Linked DNA regions of Homo sapiens: region 2 is linked to region 1. Evidence: read pairs that join two places in POLR2A ChIA-PET (ENCODE). Cell type or tissue: MCF 10A. All regions are shown on one strand. Links, peaks and the distances in the headings refer to the core of each region. The heading gives the core; the rest is flanking DNA.

The links. Peaks named below come from ENCODE experiments on the same cell type or tissue, not always from the same donor. Only the 100,000 strongest peaks of a DNase experiment are listed, where the experiment ranks them.
Region 2: POLR2A ChIA-PET joins it to region 1 with 6 read pairs; 2 of 35 experiments call an interaction of 5 or more read pairs at or near these places.

What each region holds. Positions count from the first base shown.
Region 1 is chr18:2,237,637-2,243,023 of GRCh38, reverse strand. No RefSeq gene overlaps it. Among named protein-coding and RNA genes, the nearest start is that of METTL4, 330 kb to the left of the region's middle. In MCF 10A, for the core only: no CTCF peak of the experiment used is centred there; a DNase peak (open chromatin) is centred at 2,923.
Region 2 is chr18:2,440,734-2,446,120 of GRCh38, reverse strand. No RefSeq gene overlaps it. Among named protein-coding and RNA genes, the nearest start is that of METTL4, 130 kb to the left of the region's middle. In MCF 10A, for the core only: no CTCF peak of the experiment used is centred there; no DNase peak of the experiment used is centred there.

The DNA of each region.
Region 1 (5,387 bases), core at 164-5,163:
TTTAGACTGTGAGCTTCTTGAGGATGGAGGTTGTGTTCTTTTCCTCTCTGTGGATGACCAGTACCCGGCCCAATGATGGCGTCCCTAAATGCTAGTTGAACTGAGCTGATGAAGTGTCTATGTGGCATCGGGAAAGCCTCTGGTTGTCTATACTGATTGTAGAAACTAGACAACTAACAATGGAATGAAATGCTCTGAGAAATTGGCTCGGCAGTGTTTTCTCATTTGTGCTTAATTTTTATTTAGCAATTTAGAATAGTGAAATATTAGAAATAAGCTAAATGTTAAATATGCTATGGTGCACCAACTCAATAGAATTTGATGTAATGATTTTACCATTTCTATCATGTTTAGTATACACAAGTAACTAGAAAAGAAAAATACCATAATGCCAATTTATCTGAATGCTATGGCTACATAAAAATATAATAACACAAATCTTAGAACTACTTTTCCAAATTACCTAAATGTGTTATTACTATTTCATAACTAAGAAAGGATAGATTCTGAAAATCATTCTTGTGCAGCACAATTATGATCATAGATTTTAAGTGTTAAGTTTTCTGTTTTGTTTGATTACAACCTGAAACCATGTATTGTTTCTCAGTCCTTGCTGTTGTACGCATAGCATGGTATCTGCTCATAATTAAAAAGCATGAAAGTTACTGATTGATGGATTAATATTTATTTATTTTGGAAATATTGCAGGAGACTAGCTACTGACATCAATCTGAATTGATTTTAGCATCACTGTGATTTGTGCAGGGCACTTCCTTGTGATACAGTGGCATTGCACATTAAGTGCTTAGGCTCTGGAATTAAACAAACCTGGGCTTATATCCTATATTGTCACTTATAAGCTATGTGACCTTGGGAAACTTCACTTTTCTAAGCCTGTTTTTAAAAAAATTAGTAAAATGGGGCTGGGTGCGGTAGCTGGCTCACTCCTGTAATCCCAGCACTTTAGGAGGCCAAGGCAGGCGGATCACCTGAGGTCAGGAGTTCGAGACCAGCCTGGCCAACATGGTGAAACCCCGTCTCTACTAAAAATAAAAAAATTGGCCCAGTGTGGTGGTGCACACCTGTAGTTCCAGCTACTCAGGAGACTGAGGCAGGAGAATCTCTTGAACACGGGAGGCGGAGGTTGCAGTGAGCCGAGACTGGGCCGCTGCACTCCATCCTGGGTGACAGAATGAGACATTGTCTCAAAAAAAAAATTGTAAAATGGGGTTAATAATAGTACCAGCATTGTGGTTTTATTGGAAGGATTAAAGGAAATAATGCATTTGCTTGTAGCACAATGCATTGACTATAGCACAGAGAGAAAAATCCATGTCATCTACGACGATGGGTGAAGATGATTGCATAGACAATGCCCAGTTACCTAAAATATTTTGAGAAGCACATGGCGGGAAGTGCTACATGCCTCCCAATACCCATGTCTCCCTTTTAGGAAAATGAACTCTGGTTTTTAGCTGACACCTTGCTGTTAAGCATCTCCCCAACTGCTTTGCAGAGAAGATAGTATAGTTTCATTAAATGAGGGGAGGTAGAAGAGTGCCATTTATTTTCTTACTGGTGCTGATTTGAAACACGTATGTGCTGGGCATGCCGGTGAGCCACTCATTTAATGAGGGGAGGTAGAAGCCCTCTGGGAGGCCGAGGCAGGCAGATTGCTTGAGGCAAGGAGCTCGAGATCAGCCTGGGCAACATGGCGAAACCCCATCTCTACAAAAAATACAAAAATTAGCCAAGTGTGGTGGCACACACCTGTAGTTCCAGCTACTCAGGGGGCTGAGGTGGGAGGATCTCTCCAGCTCGGGAGTTGGAGGTTGCAGTGAGCTGAGATTGTGCCACTGCACTCCAGCCTGGGGGACAGGTATTGCAACCTTAGAGAATGACATGAACCTCTAGATTATTTAAGCATTTGTTAGTGTGTTTTTTCTTCTTTATGTGCATCTGAACTACATCACAGATGTTATTACTCTTTAAATAAAAAAGCGGGTTTTATTCCTCCAAGACTTTTATCAAAGGTCCAGAAACATCTTTGTTTTAGAGACAGAGATCAGCTACAAGGGAAGGTCTAAAATCAGGGTGTAATTAATAGTGAGCCAGCTGGAAACAATGTTTTCCAGGAAGGTAAATTCAACTCTAAGGATGCATTGGTGGAATCTCTCTGCAAGTAACCCTGAGGAAAGGAGAAGAAGGGAAGGGAAAATCACACAAGAAGCCTGGAAAGTGAGGAGGTAGTCTCAGATCAGATGCACTGTGGAGCCTATGTCTAGGTAAGGGCATAAGTGAGACCACGTGCATTCCTTTTCTTCCTACCATGGTGTGTTTGCCTTTATTTCTCGGGCTTAAGCAAGACTAGTGTGTATGTATTATTAGACTTTGATAAAATAGGTTGGCTTCTGTTTATTTTTCTTGCTGTTTATAGACTTGTGGCAGCAGCAGCTTATGGTGTTGATAAAGGACATATTTCTGTTTTTTCAAGTTTCTTTAAGGGATCAGGGCGGATGAGCTGTAGGCAACGTAATGCAGGCAGTGATGCCAAACAAGCATGGGCTGCCAACTCTAGTCTGGTTATTACGGAAATCAATTCCATTGAAAGATCAGAAAAGCTTTAAAACTGAGAGACAATTGTAGGATCACTGTTATAAAATACTGAGTTTGATTTGGTGGGAAATGGCATGCAGGGAATGAGGGATGGGAAAAGCAGACCAGCTCTCATTTCTCTTCTTTTTTGCTCTGTGTGTGTGTGTGTGTGTGTGTGTGTGTGTGTGTGTGTGTTTTAAATAATTAGGTCCAGAAGTTAAACAGTTAAACAAAACAAGAGAGAAAACGAATTGCAACAGTGGGTTTTCTGCCCTTCCTTCACCATTGGCAATTCTGTCTACCACAGCTGCAATGGCTGAATCATAGTTTGGGTTTTCTTTGTAGCTATTTTGCAGATGAATAATCAGGGTAATTTCCAGCATCCAGGAAACAATATATACAGTAAAAACAGGCCAATGTGTTTTTAAATTTTTCCCTCCAGCCCTCCTATCTCTGCCTTGGAAAAAAAATCCTATTCATGTAGAAACGATGTCTTTTCCTGTTATAATAGCATAGACTTTAGGTCCCTCTATCTTTGCTTTCTTTCAGAAGTGACTCTCCAGGGGAGCTAAAATCCATGTATTTGGGCACACACTTGAACAATATTGCTAGAGAAATTTAAGCAAGAGCACAAAGGTATGTGATTTTACAAGCTCTCAATGACTGTATGACTATATAGCTGATTCAAGTTTTTTTTTTTTTGAAAACCCAAGAGCCTGTTCCTTTTTCTTTTAAGTGTCCTTATGTTTTGAGTTTCCCCAAGAAAATGCCTTTTGTGGTTCCAAGTTTCTCATTTTTAATTCATTCTACTAAGTATTTATATAGTTCCAGGATATGCTGTCAGCATGAACATATCTTAGAATCCCTGATCCCCTCCCCTTTCTTACAAATGGAAGTTTTATTTGGGGATTTTTAGAAAAAACCTTTTCATGCAGATATTGCACATCCGATTCTTTTGATGCTTTGAAGAACTGTTCCTTGGGAAATGGACTCAGGATGCATCATTTCTGGGGGTGTGGGGAAGTTCCATTTGGAACCATGAGTTAATGAACAAGGGGACCAACCAGCTTTGAGGGAAGTAGTCCTAGTTGTTCTTTTGTGTGAGGATTGGTATAGTGCTTTTATCATCTGTGCCTTACAAAGTTTACAACAATCAATATTTTAAAACATCTTTACAGAAAATGAAACTGTGAACTCCTCATACTGCATCTGAGAGCTGATTTGGCATTTTATAAATAGGCATATGATGTCTAAATTACTTGTAATATAAACTAAGAGCATCCTCAGCATTGATGATGGTTGCATATGATCCAGAATTATAATGATGAATAATGCATTGGGTTTCATTGTTCTCTGTGATTGCCCACTTTGTTATGCAGGGACGGATTTCCACGACAGTGTCCCAGATTTGAATTGTACAGTTTTTTTTTTTTGTAGTAGCTTCCCCAGAATGATGTAAGCTCATTGGAAATATTCACAGAAATCCTTGCTCTCTGTGCTTCATGGAGATGCAATCTCAGAACTTTCTCCAAGGACTGGCTCATCAAGTATAATTTAACATGTCTTATGATCTGGATCGCCTGTTTTGCATGGATAGAGCTTGTCAAAGCACAAATCCTTGCATCCTTGATACATTTGAACAAATAATAATATTTTAGTCATTATTTGGAGAAGAACAATATTGAGTTTTTATACAAATAAGATAAAGCATATAAAAGGGCTGGATGAACTATATATGTCACTCAAACACGAGGCGTACAGTGTTTTAGATTTGCATGTCCCCCAAGAAGGCTGCGTCTCCCCCAGTCTCCATTAGGTTCAAGGGCAAAGATTTGTTTCAAGGACCCTGTAAGAAGAAACTTGATTTTGGAGCCACAGGGTAGGTTAGGGGGTGAGCAACAGGAAGAGTGGCTTAAAGCACAGTGTTTTATATTTCTCCTTTACTGTGACTGAATAGGCTCTAACATCTGGACCAGGGCTAGCCTAGAGTTAGAGTAAGATAGCTCCCGCCCTGGAGGCTGAGGCAACACCAGGCGGGAAAGCAGGTTGGTGGTGGGGTGATGGTAGCGGTGGCGAATAAATGGCCTTTCCTCCACCCCCACCCAAAGTCTGGACTAATTGGGAAATAGATGGAGGGATCAGGTAGATGTAAATCAAAGCATCAGCTTTATTACTGAAAACACCTGGGTTGAAGAAACTGGCTTATATTTGCAGACAAAGGAGATTGTTTATGCTCCCTCACATTAAATTTGAGATGGATTGGATACAGAAAGTGAAGGGAAAAGATGAAGCAGGGATAATTCCTAGATTTTTGAGTTGGGCACTCAGACGACAGAGCAGGGGCATCACTGTCTTGGACAAACACCACCATTTTAAGTTCCCCTTGATTAAAAACTGCCTAAATCCAGCCCCAGAAAGCATCAGCATAATGGCTAATGTCAGCATGACCTTAAACCACAAGTGACACTCCCGCTAGAAATATTCCAACCCTGAGATGAGCCCCCTCTGACCAGAAACATGCCAGCCCCGAGATAACCTCCCCTCCGACCGGAGGCATTCCAACCTGGCAATAAAACTCTCCTCCACACAGAAACATTCTGAGCCTGCGATAAGCTCTCCCTCCCCAGACCCTTACATACCCTTAGTCTATAAGAGAAAATGCTCCTGACTGAAATCGGCCAGAAGCCCCTTTCAGGTTTATTCTCCAAAGTAAACCTGTTTTTGTCTGTTAAGCTGCTTTTTGTGTCTTTCTTCTCTCTTCAACTCTTACAATAGATACTGGTGGTATATTA
Region 2 (5,387 bases), core at 216-5,215, 200 kb before region 1:
CGAGGTCAGGAGTTCGAGACCAGCCTGGCCAACATGGTGAAACCCCGTCTCTATTAAAAAATACAAAAAATTAGCTGGGCACAGTGGCAGGTGCCTGTAATCCCAGCTACTCGGGAGGCTGAGGCAGGAGAATCATTTGAACCTGGGAGGCAGAGGTTGCAGTGAGCTGAGATTGTGCCACTGCCCTCCAGCCTAGATGACAGAGTGAGACTCCATCTCAAAAAACAAACAAAAAAACAAACACCAAGCTCTAACCCAACCACCTTGGGCACATGCCCTCAGGACCCCTTGAGACTTGGTCTTGGGCTTTAGTCACTCATATTGGGTTCATAATAAACCTTTTTAAATCTTTTACAGTTTGACTCTCTTTGTTGACACTCAATTGCCTTCAGCTCAAAATAATTCTTATGCCACAGTGGCATATTTTGGGGTGGCATAGTCTGACATACAATACCCCAAACAAAAACTGTCTGTGATAGTCTATAAAAACCAACTATTTAGGCAGGAGGCCCAGAGTACCAAGACAAATGGGGAATGTAGGTCCCCTACACACCTTCACACTGCATAAGGGGAAGACAGCCCAGGTAGCTCATTCTATCCAATGTAGGAGATAAAATTCTCTAAAAAGCCATTCTGGGTTGGAGAAGTTTCAAAGATGGTTTTTGCCTCCAATTTCTGGGTACATCTCTGACCTTTAATATTGCTAAGTATGTTAAGAACAAGAAGAAAAGTCAATGCCCTTTCTTTCCCTCTCCTCATTTTCTTCTTTTGGTTTTTCAGAATAAATTGAGGTGGGAGAGAAATAAACTCCTTGGTTTCTAAGCAGTGCAAGGAAAAACCTGCCTGTGGCAGAGTAAATGATAAAGAACCTTAGTTCTGTATTTGAAATGTAAATCAAATACTCTCGGTAGTCAGTCCTTTTAATCATCTAGTGATAATTATCCAAAACAGAACCAAAACTTCAACACCATGAGCATACAACATTCTCAAATTCTTAATCTGGACCACTTTTTTGACTAATGAAGCTTAAATTTTTATTATCCTCTTTAGGCTGGTTTATACTCTTGGCTCATATTGGTTTTATCCTTATCAAAGTTAGCAAGTAATTTTCATAACAAATGTACTCAAAGCATACCTCCCCATGTTATATTTGTGTAATTAAAAAATCCAATTTAAATGCAGAATTTTACATTTATTCTTATCTAATTTTTATTTTTTTTTATGACGTTGTTGGAAACCACTATTGGGGCTCAGAAAACAATACTCCAAAATGTGGTGCTTTGGCATGTGGAGTGCTTTCCACAAAGAAGACTGAAAGGCCTCAGAAATATGCCTCAGAGCCAAGATCTCTCTCTGACCTTCTCCTCCTCCCCCTTTCCCTTCTGAAGCATAGGCAGGGGCTCTTTCTGAAGTTCCCTTATCTGACTGAGGGAAGTTCATCCAGAAGGAATGCAATTGTATTAACCCCCCACCCCGGAATCTACATTCACCAGAGACAATTGATCATCTTGCAGGAGAGGAAACTAAAAGTCTTCACACCTAGGCCACCAAACTGACAGACTTTTCATCTATTCTTTCAACGATTCTTTTCAGGGATATTACTTGAGATGCTTTATCTGCATAAAAAGACAACCTTTGTTTGCAGTTCATCTCTGCCTTCACCATCTTCCCATAGCATGTCTCCACCTCCCACAGAACTCAGAGGAACTTGTCTCGAAGGGGCCCATTTATTTCCCCTAACAACCATTTCCTCTTCCTCGAAAATTGCTTAACCCCTTGCTCTACTCTACTCTATGAAGAGTGTATTTAAGCTTTAACTTTCTTGCCCTTCTTTGAGTATTATGTTTTCTGTGGCCCCTGTGCACACTGATAAATTTGTACGCCTTTTCTCCTGTTAATCTGTTTATTGTCAGTTTATTTCAGCAGACTTGATTAATGGAAACTTCAGAGGGAAAGCTTAAACTTCCCTATACCATCAGCATAATTTTGATATTGAGCCCATCAATCAACATACCAAGAAATCATTTGGCTTTTTATGAGAAGCTAATAAAAATATCTTCATCTGTCTTCATGTAGATAAAAAATTATAAAATGTTGAATGAGATAGGAACAAGGTTAAAACTCTGTGTGGCACAAAAGTCCTTCCTTTACTTTGGGGTATTTAGGTATATTTAGTTAGTTGACCCTCTGGGTACGTCATTAAGATGGCCAGCCACAAATCCATGCAATTCTGCTTTTATGAAGCCAAAATGTCAGTGTTTCAGCTACATGAGCCAATAAGCTCACACCTTAATGGAGAAGGTGTCTAAAATCAAGATGTATGATATAGACAGCATTCTCCCAGTACAATATTTCATTCTTAAATCTTAAGAGTGGTTTTTCTCATTTTCTCTATTATTTTTATGTGTTTTATTAAGCTATTTTGTCATTTAGTTTTCTATCCAAACTTCTTTATTGTCATTACTCTCTGCTCTATTATCTCTTTGAGTCATTATGAATGGACTACATCATTGCAGATGTGCTAATACATAAAAAAAGTAAGGAAATGATTACTTATTGACTATTTGGATGTGAATTAAGAACCATACCTCTTCGGCGTTAAGCTTGAATCGTTCTTAACAATCAAATATTAGCTTTCCAAAGATACCATAGCAAAACATTATTTTCATCTTCAAAATATTAATCAAAAGAAATGAAGAAATTGTTTGATTTAATTTTCTCCTGTTGAGCTATAACTTGTGGGATTTTAGCCTATAGGTGAAATAATAAGAAAAGATCAGGCACAAAGAGATGGCAGGATGCTAGAAATTCTAAATGGTTTTAATAAAATCTGATGATCTGTCACATCAGGTGCTGTGAATCAATTGCAGACAGAAAAAAAAGATAAGCAAAAGGCAAACACAGAGGTATGTTGTTTAATAACAAAGGATGGGTTTGGCAGAGGGCAGACTGCATTTGCTGCTCTCAGGCGGGGGGAAGATGAAGTAGACTTTTCTTTGTAGAAAGAGAAAATGGATCTTTTCTACCTTGATAGAAGTCTGCAGATCTGGGTATGTCCTCAACTTTTGTCTGATACCTTAGCCCTGTTGACCTGAAATAGAGCCTGCCTGGGATGTACTGGCAGAGCTCCTTTCCTCATACTTTCAGTATAATTCTGACAGAGAAATTCTGAATCACTATCTTAGGATTCTAAGGAATGTATAAGGAAGTCACACCGGTTAGACTACAGAACTAGAATTCTTTTAGATGACGGGAGGCCAGCTATATAATTATACCATTTCTGAATCAGAATTGACATTCAGATTATTTAGTCCAGCCCCTTTATTTTTGGAGCTCGATGATATATTCAACTGTGGGGTAGGATTTTCAATTTTGAAGATAATTTGGATAGTATGAAAGCTCTAGGAACCAAGGTTATAGAGTGTGGAATTATAGACAATGGAAACCCAGACAGTGGGAGGGTGGGAGGGGGTGAAGCATGAGAAATTACTTAATGGGTTTAATGCATGATATTTGGGTGATGGTTACACTAAAAGCCTAGAGTTTACCACTACACAATATATTCATGTAACAAAACTGCACTTGTAACCCTTAAATTTATACAAAGGAAAAACAAAGCTGTATGTGTCAAGGTGAAACATTTAATAAACAGTATTTACAAGTTTCATTATGACAATAATAATAGTGAACATTCACTAAGTGCCATGCACTGTCCTCAACACTTGGCATAGATTAGCTCATTTAGTCCTAACAATTAACATTGGAGATGGGTATAATTTTCATTTCCCATTTTACAGAGGGAGAAAAGAGGCACAGAAAGAGAATTTGCTTAACAACTGAGACATGAAAGCGCCCTGGATTTAAACCCAATAACTTTATCTCTAGAGCTTGCAGCACTTAACCACGATGCTGTCCTCCTCTCAGGACCGTAGAGAGATAAAGCAACCACAAATTTGTTGTGTAAACTGTTAGCTGAAAGTCACTAAATTAGGTATATGTAATTAAGGATGCTATGTCATTAGTAGTTCTGTATTGATAACAAAAATGCTGGGGTTGTCAAATTTAAATACTATCCCCAGAAGGTTTGGAGTTGTATAATTTAAAAATGTGTCTAATCTTTGTCCTAGGTTACTGGCATGGAGCGTCTAACACCATGGGAACTTTTCAAGTGGTAGAAGCATCTTTGTTATTCTTGAGCCTCTTGGGTCACCCCTGAGTTTATGCAAATGAGGTGGTTCACCGTGGGCCCCTAGGTAGCTTCAGGAGGGGAGCTGCTCACCAGAAAGGACAACTATGTGATTAAAGAGTTGAGATGTGGAGTCAGCCTGACCCCTGAGGAGGAACAGAGGGCTGGAGATCAACTTCAGTCATGTGGCCAATTATTTAATGAATCATCTCTATGTAATGTAACTCCAGCAAAAACTCTGGAAACCGAAGCTCAGTGGTGCTTTCTGGCTGGTGAATGCACAGATGTTCTGGGAGGGTGATGGGCACTGATTCCATGAACACAGGGCAGAGAAACTCTGTACTTGAGACCCCCCTACACTTTATTCTATGTGTGTCTTTATTTAAGTGTTCCCAAGTTATATCCTTTATAATAAAATTGTGATCATAAATATAATGCCTTCTAAAGTTTCGTGAGCCACTCTAGTGAGTTAGCGGGATTGTGGAAATCACCCAGAACTGGAGCCAGCTGATATGAAGTGAAGGCAGTCTTGTTGTGGACTCTGCCCTGTAACTTTGGGGTCTCTGCTAACTCCAGGTGGTTAGTGCCATAATTGAATTGCAATACACCAGTTGAGGTCAAAACAGAATAAGGGTGAATAAAGGTAAAAATTTATCATGACTTCCTCACACCTGGCAACAAAGCTAAGACTTTATGTCATTAAAATATTGCAGGCAAACATGTGGAGGGCTGCAGAAGATGACCTTGGTCTTGACTTCCTCCTGAAGAATGTATGTGTATGTGTAAGTGCATGGTATGCATGTGTATATGAAATTGGAATATCTTGAATTACATAAAGGCAGCCCTCATTTTATTGCCCTTCACTTTATTGTATTTTGCAGTACTTTTAAAAAAAAATTGAAGGTTTGTGGCAACCCTGCGTTGAGCAAGTCTGTCAGTGCTCTTTTCCCACAGCAGGAATTGTTTTTTTTCTTTTTTCTTTTTTTTTTTTTGAGACGGAGTTTTGCTCTTGTTGCCCAGGCTGGAGTGCAATGGTGTGATCTCAGCTCATTGCAACCTCCGCCTCCTGGGTTCAAGTGATTCTCCTGCCTCAGCCCCCTGAGTAGCTGGAGTTACAGGCATGCGCCAAGTGGTCAGTGATTTTTGATGTTACTATTATAATTGTTTTGGGGTGCCATGAACTGCATCCATATAAGATGGC